3 separate regions of the Homo sapiens genome follow, and all the other regions are linked to region 1. A link is an interaction called in ENCODE POLR2A ChIA-PET data of the cell type or tissue named here. Cell type or tissue: Caco-2. All regions are shown on one strand.

What was found. ChIA-PET counts read pairs that join two places held together with the same protein. Peaks named below come from ENCODE experiments on the same cell type or tissue, not always from the same donor. Only the 100,000 strongest peaks of a DNase experiment are listed, where the experiment ranks them.
Region 2: POLR2A ChIA-PET joins it to region 1 with 10 read pairs; 6 of 35 experiments call an interaction of 5 or more read pairs at or near these places.
Region 3: POLR2A ChIA-PET joins it to region 1 with 11 read pairs; 4 of 35 experiments call an interaction of 5 or more read pairs at or near these places.

Annotation. Positions count from the first base shown.
Region 1 is chr19:48,557,405-48,559,904 of GRCh38, forward strand. The region is part of intron 1 of SULT2B1 (sulfotransferase family 2B member 1); the gene reads left to right. Among named protein-coding and RNA genes, the nearest start is that of SULT2B1, 6.5 kb to the left of the region's middle. In Caco-2, no CTCF peak of the experiment used is centred here; a DNase peak (open chromatin) is centred at 1,107.
Region 2 is chr19:48,353,265-48,355,764 of GRCh38, forward strand. The region is part of intron 3 of TMEM143 (transmembrane protein 143); the gene reads right to left. Among named protein-coding and RNA genes, the nearest start is that of TMEM143, 9.4 kb to the right of the region's middle. In Caco-2, no CTCF peak of the experiment used is centred here; DNase peaks (open chromatin) are centred at 1,477 and 2,487.
Region 3 is chr19:48,399,092-48,401,591 of GRCh38, forward strand. The region is part of intron 3 of GRIN2D (glutamate ionotropic receptor NMDA type subunit 2D); the gene reads left to right. Among named protein-coding and RNA genes, the nearest start is that of GRIN2D, 6.7 kb to the left of the region's middle. RefSeq lists an enhancer at 1,593-2,134. In Caco-2, no CTCF peak of the experiment used is centred here; DNase peaks (open chromatin) are centred at 834, 1,220 and 1,550; H3K4me3 peaks cover 749 bases.

The DNA.
Region 1 (2,500 bases):
TGGCACTTGCCTGTAGTCCCAGCTACTGGAGAGGCTGAGGCAGGAGAGTTGCTTGAACCCAGGAGGCGGAGGTTGCAGTGAGCTGAGATCGCATACTGCACACCAGCTTGGGTGACAAGATTGAAACTCCATCTCAAAAAAAGAAAAAAGAAATTTAATATGTGTTCCATGTGGTCTTGTATGTAAAAAGGACTTAAAAGGATAATAAGGGCTAAATTAAAATCGTAAGAGGCCGGGCACGGTGGCTCACGCCTGTAATCCCAGAACTTTGGGAGGCCGAGGTGGGCGGATCACCTGAGGTCGATAGTTGGAGACCAGGCTGACCAACATGGAGAAACCCCGTCTCTACTAAAAATAGAAAAAAGTCAGCCGGGCATGGTGGTGCATGCCTGTAATCCCAGCTACTCGGGAGGTTGAGGCAGGAGAATCGCTTGAACCCAGGAGGCGGAGGTTGCGGTGAGTCGAGATCGTGTCATTACACTCCAGCCTGGGCAACAAGAGTGAAACTCTGTCTCAAAAAATAATTAAAATTAAAAAAATTAAAAAAAATAAAATCGTAAGAGGAAAACATTTGGCACAGGCGGTAGGCAGGATGGGCTGCTGACCCAGTAGGCTGACAAGCCCAGGATGTTATAATCCCTGTAACATCCTTGCAGTTGTTCTCAACCTGTTGAGTGCTGTCTGTATTACCTCATCTAATCCTTACAGCCGTCGGAGATTAACCCATTTTAACTACTATCATCCCCTGTAAGAGGTGAGGCCCAGAGAGGTTGAGTGACTTGCCCAGGGTCACACAGCTGCCAAGCAGGGCGTAGCCAGGATTTGAACCAGGGAAGCCTGACTGTATCACGCCCTGGATGGGGAACTTGGGGATGAGCAAGACCCGGAAGGAGCGAGATCCGGGAGGGAGACTCAGCCCAGACAGGAGGCGTTAGCAGGCGCTCTGCGGTTCCAGGCGTTTCCTTGCATTCCCTGCGTGCTGGGCTACGGAGAGTGTCAAGGCCAGAGAAGCCACGCCGGCCTTTGGACCTGGGGCGCCTCGGGCAGCCAAGGAGAGCTGCGGTGGCCGCTCCTCCCCGCGCTCTGATCTCGGGAGTCCCTGGCGCCGGCACCTTCTGATCTCTGCCTCTTATTGACGGGGAGGGCGAGGAGGGGCCAGCTCTGGTTTTACAACCCCGGCCCCACCTTCCTTAGGGAGGGCTGAGCCACATGAATGATTTTATGGCCAAAGCCCTGCCAGTCATGAGGCTGCTTTTTCTTTTTTCTTTTCTTTTCTTTTTTTTTTTTTTTTTTTTTTGAGACAGAGTTTCACTCTGGTTGCCCAGGCTGGAGTGCAGTGGCACCATCTCGGCTGACTGCAACAGCCGCCTCCGGGGTTCAAGCGATTCTCCTGCCTCAGCCTCCTGAGTAGCTGGGACTACAGGCGTGCGCCACCACGCCTGGCTAAATTTTTGTATTTTTAGTTGAGACAGGGTTTCACCATATAGGTCAGGCTTGTCTCAAACTCCTGACCTCGGATGATCCACCCGCCTCGTCCTCCCAAAGTGCTGGGATTACAGGTGTGAGCCACCGCGACTGGCCTGAAGCTGCTTTTTCTGAGACGGGCTGATCAAGGGGTTTCAAACAATTAAGAAATAATAAGGCATTGCCTCCCCGCTGGGTGAGATTTGGGCAGGCAGACTAGGGAGAGGGGCTTCGGGGCCAGCACTAGCGGATGCGGGGACTTGGGGAGAAGTGGAAAAAGATGCTCACGGTTCCCTCCTTCTCCACCCAGCCCCTGACGAGGGACTCAGCCTTGAAGAGTGAGGGACAGGATGCGTTTTCCTTTCCACTCGCTCTTTGGGGTGGGGGGAGGCAGTTGTGCCTGGTGGGCCTGTGTACGGACTGGCAGAGGAAAGGTTGGAAGTGGTGATGTTCAGAGTTCAGGACCCATTTGGTTTTGTTTTTTGTTTTGTTTTGTTTTGTTTTGTTTTGTTTTGTTTTGGAGACAGAGTCTTGCTCTGTCGCCCAGGCTGGAGAGCAGTGGCGTGATTTTAGCTCACTGCAACCTCCGCCTCCTGGGTTCAAGCGATTCTCCTGCCTCAGCTTCCCAAGTAGCTGGGATTACAGGCATGTGCCACCATGCCTAGCTAATTTTTGTATTTTTGATAAAGACAGGGTTTCGCCATGCTGGCCAGCTGAGTTCAGGACCCATTTGGAAAGAACTAAGCAGCCCAGTTTGCCACCCAGAGGGTCTGGAGGAGGAACTGTGGGACCCAGTGGGTCACCCATGACATGGAATAAATGCCAGGCTGAGAAGGGAGACCCTCGCCTTGCCCGGAGGCCTGGAGTGGAGGCCCTAAGAGAGGTGTGGCCAGTTACTTACGTGGGGACCAGAGCCCCAAGGATCTGGGAAAGTGGGGACCGTGACACCGCAGGCAAGAAAGCCTGCAGGGGCCAGGTGCCACAGCTCACGCCTGTAATCCCAACACTTTGGGAGGGCAAGGCAGGAGGATTGCTT
Region 2 (2,500 bases), 200 kb before region 1:
TGCCTCCTGGGTGCAAGCGATTCTCCTGCCTCAGCCTCCACAGTAGCTGGGATTACAGGCGCCAGCCACCATGCCCAGCTAATTTTTTTTTTGTATTTTAGTAGAGACGGGTTTTCACCAGGTTGGCCAGGCTGGTCTCGAACTCCTGACCTCAAGCAATCCACCCGCCTTGGCCTCCTAAAGTGCTGGGATTACAGGTGTGAGCCACCATGCCCGGCCCAACAACAAACGATTTTTTTAGTTTAACTACATCCCATGCAATATTGGATGACTGTATTGCATAGGACACACTTCCACTGTACTAAAAAATTACACATAGTTTATCTGAAATTCAAATTTACTGGGTATAATGAGTTGAATGTTGTCCCCTAAAAATTTACATCCCTTTGGAACCTCAGAATATGATCTCATTCGGAAATAGGGTCTTTGCAGGTAGAATTAAGGTAAAGATACAGATGAGATCATACTAAATTAGGGTGGAACCTAAATCCAATGAGAGTGTCCTTATAAGAGACAGAAAAGGACACACATAGGACACCGAGAAGGCAGCCACAGGAAGATGGAGACAGGGGTTGGAGTGACTCATCTACAAGCCAAGGAGCACCAAGGGTTGCTGGCAGCTACAGGAAGCCAGGAGAGACACCATAGATGCTTCCCTCTCAGGGCCTCCACAAGGAAACATCTTTTAATACATTTCACTTCTTTTTTTTTTGAGACATAGTCTCACTCTGTTGCCCAGACTGGAGTGCAGTGGTGCGATCTTGGCTCACTGCAGCCTCCGCCTCCCGGGTTCAAGTAATTATCCTGCCTCAGCCTCCGGAGTAGCTGGGATCACAGGCATGTGCCACCACACCCAGCTAATTTTTGTATTTTTAGTAGAGTCGGGGTTTCACCATGTTGGCCAGATTGGTCTCGAAATCCTGACCTCATGTGATCCACCTGCCTCGGCCTCCCAAAGTGCTGGGATTATAGGCGTGAGCCACCGCGCCCAGACTTTTTCTTTTTTTTTTTTTTTTTTGAGACATAGTCTTGCTCTGTCACCCAGGCTGGAGTGCAGTGGTGCGATCTCAGCTCACTGCAGCCTCCGCCTCCTGGGTGCAAGTGATTCTCCTACCTCAGCCTCCCGAGTAGCTGGGACTATAGGCACCCGCCACCACACCCAGCTAATTTTTGTATTTTCAGTAAAGATGGGGTTTCACCATGTTGGCCAAGCTGGTCTCGAACTCCTGACCTTAAGTGATCCGCCCACCTCGGCCTCTCAAAGTGCTGGAATAACAAGCGTGAGTCACTGTGCCCGGCCAAATTTCACTTCTGTACCTTGTTGCTGGTCTCTTCCTCAGTAGAACAGAGCCTGTGAGGTACATCTCTCATGCTGTCCACTGTCTCCCAGAGCCTCAAGCCATTCCAGAGACACAGTAGGTGCTCAATAAATATTTACTGAGCGAACTCAATGAATGAATGAATCAGCGAAAAAAGATCAGAGAGAGGTCACCCGCCAAGGTCACCCGCACCACTAGTGAACAACCAAGCTATTGTTTGAACCGAGGCTATGCTGCTTCTTTCCCTGCCCAGGCCACATCTTCAAAGGACTTAAGTCATCAGCAAATGGTCACCCAGCGGGCCTCACCCGCCTCTGCCACTTCTACCCTGCCCCTGCCTCTGTTTAAAATCTCCTGCCTGGGAGATATATGCTTATTCACTTATGTTCTTTCTACATTTCTATATATTTATACATTTCTATAATAAAATAGGCTTTTTTTAACTTTTTTTTTTTAAGAATCTTGCTCTGTCACCCAGGCTGGAGTGCAGTGGCGTGATCTTGGCTCACTGCAACCTCCACCTCCCGGGTTCAAGTGATTCTCATGGTTCAAGTGATTCTCATGCCTCAGCTTCCTGAGTAGCTGGGACTACGGGCACCCCCCACCACAACCGACTGATATTTATATATTTAGTACAGACAGTTTCACCGTTTGCCAGACTGGTCTCGAACTCCTGGGCTCAAGTGATCCGCCTACCTCGGCCTCCCAAAGTGCTCAGATCACAGACAAGACATACCAAGCCCAGCCTTAACTTTTAAAAAAATAGAAAAAGAAAAAAACAACCGTGGCTCCAGAGGCCATAGGTGCCCTGTGGAAGAGCTTGGAGGCAGGCAGACGGGGGCTTGATCTCGACTCCACCAATTATGAACTGTGTGATCCTGGGCACAACCCGGGCCCTCTGAGACATTCAGTTTCTCCATGTATGAATGGGCTGATGGCGGCTGTCTCTCCGCACTGCAGGAAGGAGTCAATAAGCCAGACACAGCAAGCGCTCAGCAACAAGGGGCTGTGATGGCCACTGTTGCTGGGGTTGTTATTATTCAAAGCAAAGTGCGGAGCTGCAGAAGGCAGTGGTGGGATGTGGCGAGGGGTGAATGCAGCAGGCCTGGGTTGTCCAAACCCCGCACATTCCAAAGAAAGGACCGGCCCTGGACCAGCTTCTGGGAGGGAACCTCTAAGCC
Region 3 (2,500 bases), 160 kb before region 1:
AGGCCAGTCCTCGATGATCAGAGTATAGGGAGGACGTGGGCCCATTCATTGCAGGTAAGGGTCTGTAGTAAAGGCGAGTCGAGGGAAGGGTTAGGGGCTGGGAACGAAAAGGGACTAGCCCCAAATGGCAAAATCTGAGGGAGGGGTGGGACCTAGGATCAGCACAGGAAGAAGTCAGTTGAAAAGGAATGGGCCTGGGCGCGGTGGCTCACGCCTGTAATCCCAGCGCTTTGGAAAGCCGAGGCCGGCGGATCACTTGAGGTCACAGGAGTTTGAGACCAGCCTGGCCAACATGGTGAAACCCCGTCTCTACTAAATATACAAAAATTAGCCGGGCGTTGTGGCGGGCGCCTGTAATCCCAACTACTCGGGAGGGTGAGGCAAGAGAATTGCTTGAATCCGGGAGGCGGAGGCTGCGGTGAGCCGAGATCGTGCCACTGCACTCCAGCCTGGGCGACACAGTGAGACTCTGTCCAAAAGAAAAAGAAAAGGAATGGAGTTCAGAAAGAAAGGGGCGAAGTCTAGTGGAGAGGTGGCAGCTAGGAAGTATCAGAGGTATCAGGTACCAAGGACAGAGTTTGGGGAGGCGTTCGGCCGGTAGAGCATAGGGTCTAGAAGTCAGCCAGGGATGGAGGAGCCATCTTCTAAGTGGAAGTCGGAAAAGAGGAAGAGTCATTAGAGAGAGGAGGACGGGCAAGGGGTAGAACCAGGAAGCAAGGAATTGAGATTTGGTGCGAGGCCAGTCAGGGAAGGAGTGAGTCAGAAAAGGGGGCGGGGCTAGCCAGTTGGGGGCGGGGCCAGCGAGGGGCGGGGCCTAAGCACTCTAATAAAGGGGTGGGTCTAGGGAGGAAGCCGGTCCTGAGAGTAGGGTTTGAGAAGGGGCATACCCCGCTGTGAGGTGTGGAAAGCGAGAGTCCAGAGGATGGGCAGGAGGATGAAGGCTTATGGTGGAGGCCGACCCAGCCAATGACAGATCAAAGCCAGGAGCCTGCTGGGAAGGGATGGTAGAGGCTGGAGCTGGCCAGAGCCTGGAGAAAGGCCTGACTCCCAAGGGCACAGAAGGGGCCAGTTGTAGCGGACCTCTGGTAGAGAAGGAGAGAATTGGACCAAGCCTGCTCTGTGGATTGAGAATGGGTCAGCTAGGAGGTGGGGCCTGAGAAGGGGCGGGGCCTCTCCAGAGGTGGGGCCAGCGCAACCCAGAGGTGGAGCTTCATTCAATCTGCCCATTCCCTGCTGTGCGGGCCTGTGGCTGTGTGACTGCATCACTGTTGTATGCAGAGGCTCGTAGTCCTCTCCTGTCCAGAGCATTCTGGGAAGGACCTCTGTCCAACTTTCTTGTTCTCCTTGGCATGGTACTTTTCAGAGATTTGTAGGTAGATGCCCTGGGAGGCGAACTTATTTCTTAACTGCCACTTCCAAGGCATACTCAAAAGACGTGATCCCTCGTGCCTTCATTGCTGCTGAGAAGTGTGGTCCTCTCTGTTTCATTGTCCGCTGGGCACTGCGGTCGGCTCAGTGTACGCCCATAGCATTCTGGGAAATGTAGTCCCCGTGCTGCCCCTGGATGGAAGAAAGAATGATCTTCACAGCTCCATCTGTGCCCCACTGAATGCTGGGAATGTGGTCCCCTCAGCACACCTCCACCTGCTGAAGGAAGAGGTTCTCCTTGCATTACAATAAGACCTCATTTCCGGCCAGGTGCACTGGCTCACACCTGTAATCCCAGCACTTTGGGAGGCCGAGGCGGGCAGATCACCTGAGGCCAGGAGTTTGAGGCCAGCCTGGCCAACATGGAGAAACCCCATCTCTGCTGAAAATATGAAAATTAGCCGGGCATGGTGGCGCATGCCTGTAATCCCAGCTACTCAGGAGGCTGAGGCAGGAGTAATCGCTTGAACCTGGGAGGCGGAGGTTGCAGTGAGCCGAGATTGCAGTGAGCCGAGATCTTGCCACTGCACTCCAGCCTGGGGGACAGAGTGAGACTGTTCTCAAAAAAAAAAAAAAAACAATAAACAAAAAGAACTCATTCCCTCAGGACAACTGCAGTATCCCCTGTGCGCCTAGGGAGAAAGCCCACTTGCTGTTCTCATTGCATTACAGGAAGATTTATTGAGAGCTGATTCTGTGCCAGGGCTGTTTTAATTCCTAGGGAATACAGTTCTAGAGGGGGGGGGAAAAAAAGAGAGGGAGACAAGGTCCCTGCCTTATAGAGCTTGCATTTTAATGGTGAGACAGACAAAACCAGTAACAGTAAAATCCGGCTGTCCTGGAGGAAATCAACACAGGATGTTGTAATGACTGAGGATGGAGTTTCAATAGATGGCAGTCAGGGGAGGCCTCCCTGAGGCGGTGACACCTGAGCTGGAGGTGTCAGGTGGAGGTCTGGCATGGAGGAGGTAGGGAAAAGTGTCCCCAGGAGAGGCAACAACAAAGGACAAAGCCCTTGAAGCAGGAAGGAGCTTGATGTATTTGAGGAAGAGCAAGAAGGGAGTGTGGCTGG